Linked DNA regions of Homo sapiens: region 2 is linked to region 1. The links are chromatin contacts, found by Hi-C or POLR2A ChIA-PET in ENCODE. All regions are on one chromosome and are shown on one strand. Each heading gives the region's core, a stretch centred on a gene start or an enhancer-like site at or near the end of the contact. The rest is flanking DNA. Distances are from core to core; before and after follow the strand shown. Region 1 has its middle 100 kb from the start of HDAC9. Region 2 holds the start of SNX13 (sorting nexin 13).

What was found. Hi-C counts contacts between places; a loop is a spot of excess contacts on that map. ChIA-PET counts read pairs that join two places held with the same protein, here RNA polymerase II (POLR2A). Pooled maps may share reads with other maps.
Region 2: a pooled map shows a loop between it and region 1 (2.4-fold over the local background). The contact joins the promoter of SNX13 here to the enhancer-like site in region 1. A Hi-C loop is called at or near these places in 1 of 37 single-sample maps with no recorded cell type and 3 of 50 pooled maps. POLR2A ChIA-PET finds 5 or more read pairs at or near these places in 2 of 52 experiments (GM10248 and WTC11).

Annotation. Positions count from the first base shown.
Region 1 is chr7:18,387,567-18,394,052 of GRCh38, reverse strand. It overlaps a transcript of HDAC9 not described here. Among named protein-coding and RNA genes, the nearest start is that of HDAC9, 100 kb to the left of the region's middle. Within about 2 kb of position 3,597, at least 2 of the 41 ENCODE cell types and tissues checked have a DNase peak (open chromatin) inside an H3K27ac peak, as active enhancers do.
Region 2 is chr7:17,937,991-17,944,476 of GRCh38, reverse strand. It overlaps SNX13 (sorting nexin 13), which reads left to right and starts at 3,983. Exons shown (of 26, transcript NM_015132.5): 1 at 3,983-4,193. The coding sequence starts at 4,182.

The DNA of each region.
Region 1 (6,486 bases), core at 2,348-4,847:
TCAATCCTAAATTTGGCTTTATGGAACCAAAAAAGTCTAGCTTTAAATTAACAGACTGCCTTCTATTGTCCAAGGGATAATTTGAACTTCACTGAGACATGTCTATGAATGGAAATAAAAATAACTCACATTAAACTCTAAGTACTTCCCCACACGCAATTCACTTGCCACAAGGCCCATTGTTCCGTGCGTGGCTTTTAAGCAGCCTGTAGGAAATTTTCACTGAAACAATTTCCCATAACCAAGAAAAGGAAGGCCAAAATGATTTCACTCAAAACAAATAAAACAAAACACAAAACACAAAAAATCAAAAAGCTTCCTAAGCTTTCAGCATCTAGGGTATTAAAAGCAGCTCTGTCAGGGTAGCAGGAATGGGAAATGGGAGGTTCCCATAATACTCTAAAATTCTGTGGCTTTAATTTTAGCTCACTTTCCTCCTGCACTTCTAAACAAAAATCGACTCCAGATGAGTCTTTCTGTTCACAGTTCTACATGCCTCCCCCTCCCTGCCTCACCTCATCCATCCTTTTAAAAACTTAATTTTAAACCTAGAAATATTTCAAATATCTAGAAAAGTAACAAAAATAGTAGGAGAAGCATGCCTGATTTAAAACAGGTGACCATTTTGCTGCATTTGCTGCAAATCTCCTCTGTTCCCTCTACTCCTTTACTATCCAGGTCTAATCCATCTTGAAAAGAACCTCCCTGATCCTATCTGGTCAAGATTATCTCTCCTCCAAAATACATTTTTCCTAATTCTAATTTTGACCAATTTTATGTTTCTTCTCTTGTCCAGGATACTTCTTATAAACTTTACTGGTTTAATTCACTCTTCTTCTTAGCCTAAATTAATTTCTTTAGTGATTATTGTTCCTCAGATTTTCTATTTCATCTTGAGCCAATTTATGTTTTTTTAAAAAAAAAAAATCCATTTTATCTAAATTTTTAAAATCATCAGCAATTTTTTTGTATTTACTTAAGATTTTAATATCACAAGTGAATCACTGTTCTGCCCATTCCCATTTCTAATAATGTTCATACATCCCTCCACACTTAATTATTTTCTTTAAAAATCTTGGTGAAATTTTGTCTATTTTATTAGTATTTCCTTTTTTTTTTTTTTTTTTTTTTTTGCCAGTCATGGCCAGACCTACATTCACACCTTTTTAGTGAACTGTTAACTCTGAATGTCAAGTCCAGCAAATAAACAGGGTGAGAGGAAAAGTATATTCAGCTGCTTCCCTTAGCCCTCGCTGGTTCTTTCTAGTCTAAATCATATCTGAGTGACCCCTCCCATGTGAAGAATGAAATATCATGTCCTCTGGAAAAATAAAAGTATAACTCAAATACTTTGTTGATGACAAGGTAAAATACTAACAATATCAATAATAAATTGATCTGGATGCGCAATACACAGAGGTCAATCTCTTACCATTCTCTGGAAAATTGCATTAGTTGGATTGCAGATGTCAGAAAAGGTGCCAGAGTGAGAACAGGATTTAAGCTAATAATTATAATAATTATAAGAATATCACGTTTGCATTTACCAAATACCTATATTTACCAGTAACGGATTTTAACATCATTAGCATCACCCATTAAGAATATCTGTCTATCTATCTATCTATCTATCTATCTATCTATCTATCTATCCATCTATCTATCCATCTATCTAGAGAGACAGAGATTAGATATAGACAGTGTGTGTGTGTGTGTGTGTGTGTGTGTGTGTGTGTGAGAGAGAGAGAGAGAGAGAGAGAGACAGAGAGAGAGAGAGAGTGACAGAGACAGAGATAGAAAGAGAATGTATAATCATGTACCTGAAGGTTCACAGCACACTTGTGGATCATATTATAATAATCCCAGATTGCCAGGGAATCTAAGGTCAAGATAGGCTGAGTAACTCACTCAGGTAATACAACTTGTAAATGGTCATTCTAGAATGAGAATACAAATCTGTGTGACTCAAAACTTCTCTCTTTTCACTGTGTCTTGCTCACCTCATTAAAGAAATTGCTAGTTAAATTATGAGGATGAGGAGGTCATTTTACATAAGGGAAAGATACAAGTAAAAGTAAAGTGTGGGAAAGTGAAAGGCACCATGGAGGAGATAGGCAAAGTGCCTATTGATAATGGGCAATGCTTACTACATACCAGGCTCTGCTGTGAGCACTAGGCCTGTGTGAACTCATGGAATCCTGTAAATAACCCCATGGTAAAAACTTCTATTGCCCTCATTTGACAGAAGAAGAAACCAGAGAGCAAAAAGATTAAGTAACTTGCCCAAAATTGTCTGTGTACTAAGTGAGGGGTTTATATCCAGGCATCTTACTTCAAAGCTGCCATTCTTAATAGGTGATAAAGATGAAAAAGTGGAGACATTTTCAGAAGCTCTCTAGTATCCTCAACATAGTTCATTATTTCTAAGTGTGTCTTCTGGGTAACACTATTTGTGTGGAGGTGGAATGTTAATATGTTATGTGAACAAAAGGTTTTGCTGGCCAATTGGTGAAGGCTATGCAAGGTTTAATGCAGGTAAACAGGTCACTTTGTGACAGGATTTCCCGAAACATCTAAAATATATCACTATACAACTTCAGATGGCCAAGAAAAGGATGTAGGACACAATGTTCTCTCTTCTTTTTTACTTTCTTTTTTTTTTGGGGGGGGGATGGCGTCTCGCTCCATCGCTCAGGCTGGAATGCAGTGGCACGATAGCGGCTCACTGCAGCCTCTGCCTTCCGGGTTCCAGTGATTCTCCTGCCTCAGCCTCCCACATAGCTGGAATTACAGGCACGTGCCACCATGCCCGGATAATTTTTGTATTTTTAGTAGAGACGGGGTTTCACCATGTTGGCCAGGCTGGTCCCGAACTCCTGACCTCAGGTGATCTGCTCACCTCAGCCTCCCAAAGTGCTAGGATTACAGGCATGAGCCACCGCGCCTGGCTGAACTTTGTTCTTTGAGATGGAGTCTCACTCTATTGCCCAGGCTGGAGTGCAATGGCACAATCTTGGCTCATTGCAACTTCCACTTCCCGGGTTCAAGCAACTCTCCCACCTCAGTCTCCCTAGTAGCTGGGACTACAGGTGTGTGCCACCATGCCTGGCTAATTTTTGTATTTTTAGTAGAGACAGGATCTCATCATGTTAGCCAGGATGGTCTTGAACTACTCACCTCAAGTGATCTGCCTGCCTTGGCCTCCCAAACTGTTGGGATTACAGGCGTGAGCCACCATGCCCAGCCCAAACACAATGTTTTCTAATCTTCCTTAGAATGCTTATTGTTTCACAGAGAAGCTGGGGACAGATATATTCTCATAAGTCACTTCTCCTTGGCCATGCAGCTAGTTAGTGGCAAAACTGGGGCCAGAACTGAAGACTTCTGGCTGCTGGACTAGGCTTTGTCTAGGCACAGACTGAAATATATCCTTTGAACAACGTACAGTAATTTAAGGTTTTATGAGCAGGAAAAAGCCGGACACAGAATATACTGAAGTGGAAAGAGAGGAGTAGCCTGTACCAAACTACTACAGAACTCAAGAATGACATGCAAAGTGGCCTGGTCTAGGATGTGACAGGAAGGAAAAACAGGAACTAAGAATAAAACCAAACATTCAAGAACATAAGTAAACCCTAAGGGTTTCTAGGAACCAATGGTTGCTGTGAGAGACAGACCTTGCTGACCTACTGGGATCTCAGCCATAATTCTGAAAAACCTAAGAGCAGGCACTGAAACCCCCTCTCCAGCTCTCTCAGTGTATTCCAGGGAGTGATCAGTTGCCAAGAGCCATGCAAACACTACTGAATTGTGTCTAGTCATTATCCGAGAATTACTTTTAAATCTAGCTATATTCTTCCTAACAAAAGCCAAGAAAATCACGGTCAAACCTTTGAACAAATAAATGTTCAGTTCTCACCCCTTGCCTCATCCCCCATTACTTCCCTTCTCTACGACGTGTGTGTGTGTGTGTGTGTGTGTGTGTGTGTGTGTGTGTGTGTGTGTTGTCTTTCTCTAGGGTCAAACACAACTGAGATCTAAAAATATCTTATTTTTTCAGAACAACTACACTAATTGATGCGTATGGAGAACATGTTAGTCATGTTCACAAAATGCCAAAATAAATATAAAACTGTATCCTCAGGAAGTCACACACTCTCTAAAGTATACAATCCCAGAAGCCAACTTTTATTAACCCCTCTTTGCCTTTGCTGCATTTTTAGAAAATCAAAATAGTTATCTCTTTCAGAGTATCACATGATATTAATGATTAGTTCACAGTTCCTTTTCCATATTTTGGTCCCTTATCATCTAATCATTAAGTCCAACTGTCTTTAAGGTAAACATTTTCTTTTTGCTTATGCATATACTTGACATACATAAATTCCTTCCCATCATCTTGTGGCAGAGACCACAAGCCAGCCACTAATGTTTCTCTCCTCCTACCATATACAACCCAGCCTCCCTTGCAGTTAGGTAAAGTGACAACCTTGTCTCCAACAGAATGTGAGTAGAAGTAACAAGTGCCATTTCAGATCTAGCCTTTACAGAATGACCATGAGCACTCGTCCAGATGCTGTTTCCCTTCTAGTGCCTGGGATGCAGACATCCTGAGCAACACTGGAAGCCATGTGCTGATTTCGAAGCTACCATCACTACAGGGCCCTGAAGAATACAGGAGAGCTGCTGTGCTGTCCTAAATGCCTATAACTCCAGGACTCTTACGTGAATGAGAAATAAAATATTATTGTGATTATCCACTGATTATTTTGTGGTCTCTGTGCTACTACTCCTAGCCTAGCTTAACAGAGAAAGTGAATTGACAACTTGAAATGAATTGGGACTGTAACAAAGGCTCAACACTTAAGTATTAGCTTAGTGGCCAAAATCAGGTAGCAAAAAAACAGACAAAACAAGCTGGAATACTGGCAACTCATACCAATGAAAAAACATTCAGTAAAACTAAAGCCTACAGCTATTCGAAAGGCAATCCAATTGCCTAGTGAAACTGCAGCTTCAGCGAACAAGAGGGTTCAAGAGGCCATGATGTTCTTATATATTGTTGATTTTTGCCACTGACTGCAAGGTACGACAAGAAAAAGGTTAGTTCAGACAAAAATTAACTAGAAATGAAAAGGAATGAGAGTGTCAAGAAATTTGATACTTTGAAGAGCTGAAAAATTACACTGCATCTGATTCCCAAAGAGCAAAAATAAATATAAAAGCTTTGAAAAACAAAATTCCATTAAAATTCCCAATTCACAAAAGACTTAGTTCTGTAACAAAAATAGTATTGTAGCTAAGAATAAAGCCACCCCACCAATTCCCCCAGTCTGTTGTTTCAGATGGACTCAAGGTGGCCACCACTGAGTAGAGAAAGAAGCACGGGGCATGGAAAGAAAGAAAAAGAGCAGAGTTAGGAACTACATTTAGAACAACTTTTCATGTGTTTCCTGGTCACGGAACTGACTAGAAGCAATATATCAGAACCTGTTAAATTTCTGAGGGAACTAAAGTACTAAGAAACTACAAGTCTATGGTTTAAAAAAGCAAACTCTCTGATTAAAATTTCAAAAAAGCACTGTGAAACTAGTTCTCAAAAATACTTCCTCCTTCCCTTCTCCTCTATCCTCACAGGCTGCACAAAACAATATTGGGGCTTCAGACTTACATGGAAGGGATGGGGGCTCTGAAAGCTACACAGCCCTCACTGTGGACACCTTCCCTACCAGCTACTTCAGATGTGCTCAAGGAGGATCAGTGTCAAGGGAGAACCTCTCAGGGAGTCATGGCAGGGGTACTGGGAACATAAATAAAATACTCTAGGGACAACTTGGGAATGGTCTTATTTGATTATCTTAGCCACACGTACAAATATAGCAGGGTGTTTTTTAGTCATAACATTTACGTCGTTTTTGTAAAACAAGCCTACATGAATATGTGAAATAAACTCTCTCCTGGATAAGATGGGCCCACATAGATCCTATGTATAATTTAAAAATATTCTTACTAGAATTTAAAACTAAAATTTCAGAAATTATTTAAAGTACAAGAAATCACTGGGTTACTGCAATCTAACGTGAATGGAAAGCTTTTTTCTTTTTTTTTTCTCTCCACAGATTATTTTGTCCTCTGTAACCTACTTTAAGACACACAAAAAATGTTAAGATGTTTTTCACATAATGACATAATAAAATTTATTGCTTTACTGTCACAAACACAGTCCCCAACAAAGACTATAACCACATCACACTATTGGAATTCATATAAAAAATATCAAGAAATGAGATGTTTTATTCGCTTATCCCTATACCAACTGATATTATTATTTAATCATTTATTTTGCCACTGAAATAAAAGGTTTTTAAAAGTACATACTGCCTTAGTTATTTCTAAAATTCTAAAGATGAGCAATGGTGCTATACCACTGGCTTGGCTAGGAGTACTACTTCAGTTGGAATTTCTCTCTGTTCAGCCTACCTCCTT
Region 2 (6,486 bases), core at 2,734-5,233, 450 kb after region 1:
CATGCTGGGCTAGACTTCAGAGTACTCTTAAATGCTCTGAGATTTCTGCTTACTACTGCCCTATTAAAGCTGTAAAAAAGAATCGGGATATCCAACTCTTATCTGTTCTTAGGATGTCTCCTCTGTTGTCAATGCATGATTTCAATACCAATTTGCAGGTTTTGACACCAATCCTTGTTAATGAGTATATAGTATTTAATGTTCAGTAGAGATGGTAGATGACACTGACAATATTGCATTATGAAGAAACTGGAGTTAATAGAATGCTTTAAGACATCAAAAGATTAAATGACACAACTGTTTGCTAGATGCAATTTGCCTAGGAGGTTAAAGGCATACTTTTCCTGCTTCTCAAAAAGCAATTAGAGCCAATTTGTGACAACCTGAATATGTAGAAGAAATTGTTTTTGTTTCAAAACTAAAAAACAGGCAACTTGGATATTCCGAATTTTTGCTTGTAGGTTTAGAAATCACTGGCAGTGGCTTGTTTAAAAGCATCTTACGGCCGGGCGCGGTGGCTCACGCCTGTAATCCCAGCACTTTGGGAGGTGGAGGCGGGCGGATCACAAGGTTAGGAGACGGAGACCATCCTGGCTAACATGGCGAAACCCTGTCTCTACTAAAAATAAAAAAATAAAAATAAAAAAAATTAGCCGGGCATGGTGGCAGGCGCCTGTAGTCCCAGCTACTCGGGAGGCTGAGGCAGGAGAATGGCGTGAACTCGGGAGGCGGAGCTTGCAGTGAGCAGAGAGCGCCACTGCACTCCAGCCTCGGTGACAGAGCGAGACTCCGTCTCAAAAAACACACTTGACTTTTGCCTCTTACCTCTTTTTGTCATGCTTTCCTGTGTTAATCAGACAGACTGGACACTGCTGCTGAGGAATCAAACCTTTTGCAGTAACAGTCACAGATGCATCCCTTACGATAGCTTGCTTTGTTTTAATTTCTGATAGCCAAAGAACCAGGCATCTCAGATCACCCTGTCCCAGGTTTCCTCTGTAACAACTGATATGAATAGGATGTTTTTAAGACATGGAATCTGTATCAAATTAGGTGCTTTTTTTTTTTAAGCTAGCTGTTTCTATAAGCATTCTCTTTTCCAACTATATAACTCCTTAATTTCCGTAAGTCTCTTAAATAGTATACCTTATTCGCTTTGTTGCTTCCCTTCCTAGGAAATTAACTTTGACTCATGCCCAAGATGTATTTAAGAAAGTGAAGGAGGCCAGGTGTGGTGGCTCATTCCTGCAATCCCAGCACTTTGGGAGGTCAAAGCCTGAGGATCTTTGAGGCCAGGAGTCCAGAGACTAGTCTGGCAACATAGTGAGAACACATCTCTACAACAAATTTAAAAAAAGGAAAAGAAAAAAGGTGAAGGAAAAGGCATAGCTCACAATTTTGTCCTAAACTTTTCTGTAGCATTCTAGTGGAAGTAACAATTGTCATACACTTCAACATTCCAGTGGCAGAAGTGATGTTCCTATTAATTGGAAGACAAGAGAACACACAATGGCCAACTTTTAAATAATTTAATCTTTCAACACCAAGGATTTTGTTTTTAAATAGTTTTAATTAGGTCTTTTCCTTTTAGTGTCTTTTAGGCAATGATTCACCCATTCATTTATTCACTTAAGAAATATTTATTGAGCATCTACTCTGTGCCATCTACTATTCTAGTATTTTAGGTACTAAGGAAACATTGAACAAAATGAAAAAAAAAAAATCCCCGATCTTGTGGAGCTTACATTCTAGCGGAGGGAAGGCAATAGAAAATAAAAATAGAAAATGACGATGTTAGAAGGTTAGAAGGTAAGTACTATGAAAAAAACAGAAGCAAGGAAGGGAGGATTCTGGGGAAGGGGCAATATTTTAAATGAGATGATTAGGGTAGGCTTCTTTGAAAAAAGATGACTTTTAAGCAAAGATTGGACAGAAGTGGAAGATCTAGCCATGCAGGTATTTGGTGGAAAGATCTTTGCAGATAGAAACTATACACAGTGTAAGGGCCTCAGGGCAAGAAGATGCCTTGGTGTTACAGAAGCAGGGAGCAGGTCTGTGTAACTGGAACAAAGTGCTTAGCAGAAATGAGGTCAGAGGGGTGGAGGTGAGGTAGGACTTGGGAGGCCAGCTAGCATAGGATTTTTAGGTTGCAGAAAAGACTCAGGCTGAGAAAATTAGGAAGCCATTGGAAGAGCGACTACTTTTGGTTTCCTTGTAAGTCTGTAGACAAACTTCTGAAAGTTAAAGGCATATTCATGTCATATCACAGATTGGTTCAATACTCAAGTGTCAACACTTAATGCCTTGCTTCTAGAAAAGATAAAAAGATGTAGTAAATAAAACTGAATACTCAAGCCAGACAACTACATTGCTGTTTTAATTTACTAGCTGGTATCTTAAATATTAATGAACCTCCTTCTCTGTTTTCTTATTTACAGGTTGGAACACTATCTTTTTCCAGGTTCCTTGTTGTCTCTAGTATCTCTTGGTATCCTTTGATACCTCAGTCCAGGTAGGATTTCCATGCTCATTTTCTATTTGTGGCTTCATCTGTCAATACCAGTAACACATTTTATTGTATTGCAGAGGTCAGAATTTTGCTGGTCCAGCAATGTGGAAATGATGTACAAAATGCAGATTAAAACAACAAGAAAAACTACTTTGCTTCAATTAGTTGAATTGAGCAAAATCAGTTTTTCTTGAATTTTTTGCATGACTGCTTAAATGAACCGTTTTGTTTCCTTGACACGATAGAGATAATACAAGGTTTGCAATGCCCTTATTGTTTTGAGACTGTAAGAGTAATACATTAAGTAAATTTCATTTAGCACAACAGTACTATTGTTAAATGGAGGGAAAAGATTCTGGTAAAAGGGAAGAAACTCCTGGCTTTAGTTTTCTAAAATGCTTTTGTACCTCTTGTAAGAATGACATGGAGGTGTTTTTAATGTCAAGTCTGAAAATTTGCTTTTCAATTTACTTGGAAACTGGTTTCTAATACAAAACAGGGTAGCACACTTTCCCAGCATGTTCAGGTAAACTACTTTCATCACAATTCAGGTAGAAGTGACTGCCTTTAATTCCGTACATCGCAAACCATCTAGTGGTAGATCTAGAATGGCGTCAGTCTCAGGGACTTCTATGCACATTGAGTTCCAGAGTTCAATTCCATTTAAGTTGGGACTATTTACAATGACATTTGCTGAAATTTGCTCACCTTGATATACAAGCATATTGTATTAAGCAGCTAGTAAACCTGTGGAGATAGCAGGTAAAACGTAAAGCCTGTTTTACGTTTTTTTAGAGGTGCATTACTTGTAGCATAACTAAACCTTCATTGTTAGGCAGGTGCTGGCCAATTACATCAGCAAGTCCTAACTCCGCTAGGATCGGGGTAAAGCCGATAAGCCGCATCATATCTACAACCTGTCTCGGACCCCTGTAAAGAACTCACTGAGGATTGGTAGGGACAAAGGGAAGTTTCTGTCAAAGTTTAGGAGAAAAGGGCCGCGCAGGGAGCTGTTTCAAATAACACTTAAATCCCAGGAGAAGAAAGCCGAACCCCAACTCTTCGGTCGCCGCGGGGCCAGGGAGACGCGAGAGGGAAGTTTTTCTAAAGGAAATCTGCCGCCTTGTCCCCAAGACCAGCGAGGTCCGCAGCGCCATCAGTCAAGTGTCGGCCTCTGGCATTTTCTCCTCTCCCCAGGGCGGGCCAACGCTAGTGGGCGGTGGATGATGCGCCGGCCCCAAGGGCGCGCACGTCCATTCCCGGAAGGCTCGGGCGCTGGGGCCCCTCTGCACTCCCAGCGGTCCCAAGTTGGCCCAGGCGCCCGGTCCCGGGGTCCTACAAGTCAGCGCCAAGCCGACTGCCGACAGCCTACCTCCGCTTCTCCGCGCGCCGGCGCTATGGAGACGGTCACGAGACGCCAGCAGCCCCTGCGCCCGCCAATGGGAACGCACGTTGCAGCGAGACGCGGACGTCGCTCTTCCAAGATGGCGGCGCGTCCGTCGCGAGCGACCGGGCCGAGGGGAGGCCAGCGAAGCCGAGTAAAACCGCCGCCCGGGAGAAGACTGAAGGAGCAGTTGCCGCCGTTGGCGGCGGCCCGAGCAGTTTTCGCTGCTGCTACGGCTGTTGCCATGAGGCGAGGCTAGGGAGGACCTCACTTCCCCGGGGTGTAATAATGTTAACTGAGGTAAGCGGCGACGGTGGCCAGTGTTTACCTGTGAAATGGGGAAGGGGCCGGCGCCAGCCCGTCAGAGAACATCATCTGTACGGAAGGTGGGCCTGACCCTTCGCCGTGGGCTCCAGGGCCCGAGGAGCAGCGGGGATCCTACAAGTGCCCTCAGAGTAGGAGCTGTGCTGACTCAACAGAGTCCCACCACCTCCGGCTGCCAGTGCCTCGCCTTTCGCAGTTGCCACTTGCCACTCGCCCCTGGCACTGGTCTCCCTCCTGCTGTCACTCCCTTCTAACTCATCGCTCCCTTCTTCGTGTCCCCTTACACGCTACTCTGTGGCAGCGTTGGCCTTTCCACGTTACTGCTGGTTCTTGTGATCCTATGGTTTGCCCTAGGTCTCCTTTCTCTGGTCCCTGGGCTCCAGGGCCCTCCGCCTCCGAGCTCGGTCAGCACCCTGGGGTTGTTGCTCGGCCCGACCGGTTTGTTTCCCACCCTCTACTTTGACTGCTTCATGAAGTGGACTTTTTTATCTCAAGCTGCACATGTATGGCTCAGTTGGGTCATCCCCCTCCCCCACATCCATCACCTTTTCGGTTAAATCGTGGTCATCACAAAGTTCAGTTTAGCATCTGCCACCTTGATTTGCGTGTGGCCCCCTTGTTACTCCCTATGGAATAGTTTTTTTCTTTGGACCTGAAATGGAAGTAGGGCAACTATGACGAACCAATCAATTTCCCTTTTCTAGTGCCTAATGGGCATTGCAAAAAGCCGACTTTTTGAAGAAGTAGAGTTTGCCTTTACTAGCAACACTTTAAGGGGAAGAACTAAATCGGTGCAACTAGGTACTTGACCCAGGTTAGCCCAGTTATGTGTTGTAGTATCTGCAGGTGTAGGTGTCACTGAACATAAAATACTGAACCTTGTGATTTGATGAAATACCTTTTTCGAAGCCTTTCACTTTAAGTACTGTGAGGATCCTGACGTGAGGAACTGACCGGATTGGGCATTTTTATGGGCTGAACTGAATAGGAAACAGTTTTAGTGGGCAATGGGAAGTATTCCTACATGGGCCAAAAAGGAAATACAAACATTTGTAGGTGAGTGGCTTTTATTTTGTGAAAAGTGATGGTAAAGCACGTACTTGCCTGAAATTTCAGGTCCTTGGAACGTGACTAACTTTGAGGAACTTTATACTTTGCTGTTTGTACTTAATCTAAGCACAGAGCCTGGCATATGATAAATACTTACTGGTTGATTGTAACTTCTACAGTACGTATTTTTAGTTGTTTGAAGTTCATTTTATATTTCTAAATTCTACAGATTTTTCATTCTTGGAGTTAATTGAGATTATGGTTATAGCATAAGTTTGTGTTGTGATTAGCAGTAATAGATTAGAAAAAAGAGTTATAAGTAGCAGAAGTTTCATTTTTACCTTAAGTGTGATATTTTAGTGGGAACAGTTAGCCTTATAATAAGTGTTTAGTGTTGTCTCTAATGTGTAATATTATATGATATGATCTTTTCCTTAAACTTAGCTTATGTTAACATGTTTCAGAGTTTTAATACTTTCAAATGAACTACTTGTGTGTCTGCCAGTAAAATGATTTGGAAAGATGGAGCTTTCTCAGCTTCTGTATTTTAATGCAATTTTGCGTTTTAGGGAAATATTTTAAACAGTAAATCAATGATAATATTAAGTAAACTGTACTTTAGTACTTTTTGTGTGAACACTGCACAACTTATAAGTGGCAGAAGCAGGATTCCAACCTTGGCAGTTGCCACCTAGCCCATTCTGTTAACTTTTCTAGATTGCCTCGCCAAAGTAAGACCCAGATTAAATTGTACTAAAGTCTTCCCTATAGTTTTCAGTAGTCGTTTATAGATTAGGAAACTGAAGCCAGAGACTCTTGTCCAAGGTCAATTATTAAATATTAGTGACAGTCGAAACTGGAATCTCATCTCCTAACTCTCAGTAGAGAGCTCTGACCGTTTTGCTCAGCTGCCTCTCAAGTAGTTTTCAGCTCTCTTGATAGATTTTAAAACATGCTATTGTACTTCCTTGTCTGAATATTGTCAGTAAACTGAAAATGATTATTACTTAAAAAAGACTTTCTGCTTTACCTTAGCTTTTTTTCCTTTTCATTTTTTAAACAAGGCTTCTAAGCCTCGTAAACTAGTCCTATTTTGAGATATTTTAGATATAAAATTTCACTCAATATTGGCTACTACAAAATTAGTGTGAGACTTCCTTTTTATTGCTTCTGCTAGACATTGCTGACTTAGATCAGCAGCTTTTAGGAGATGTGATTT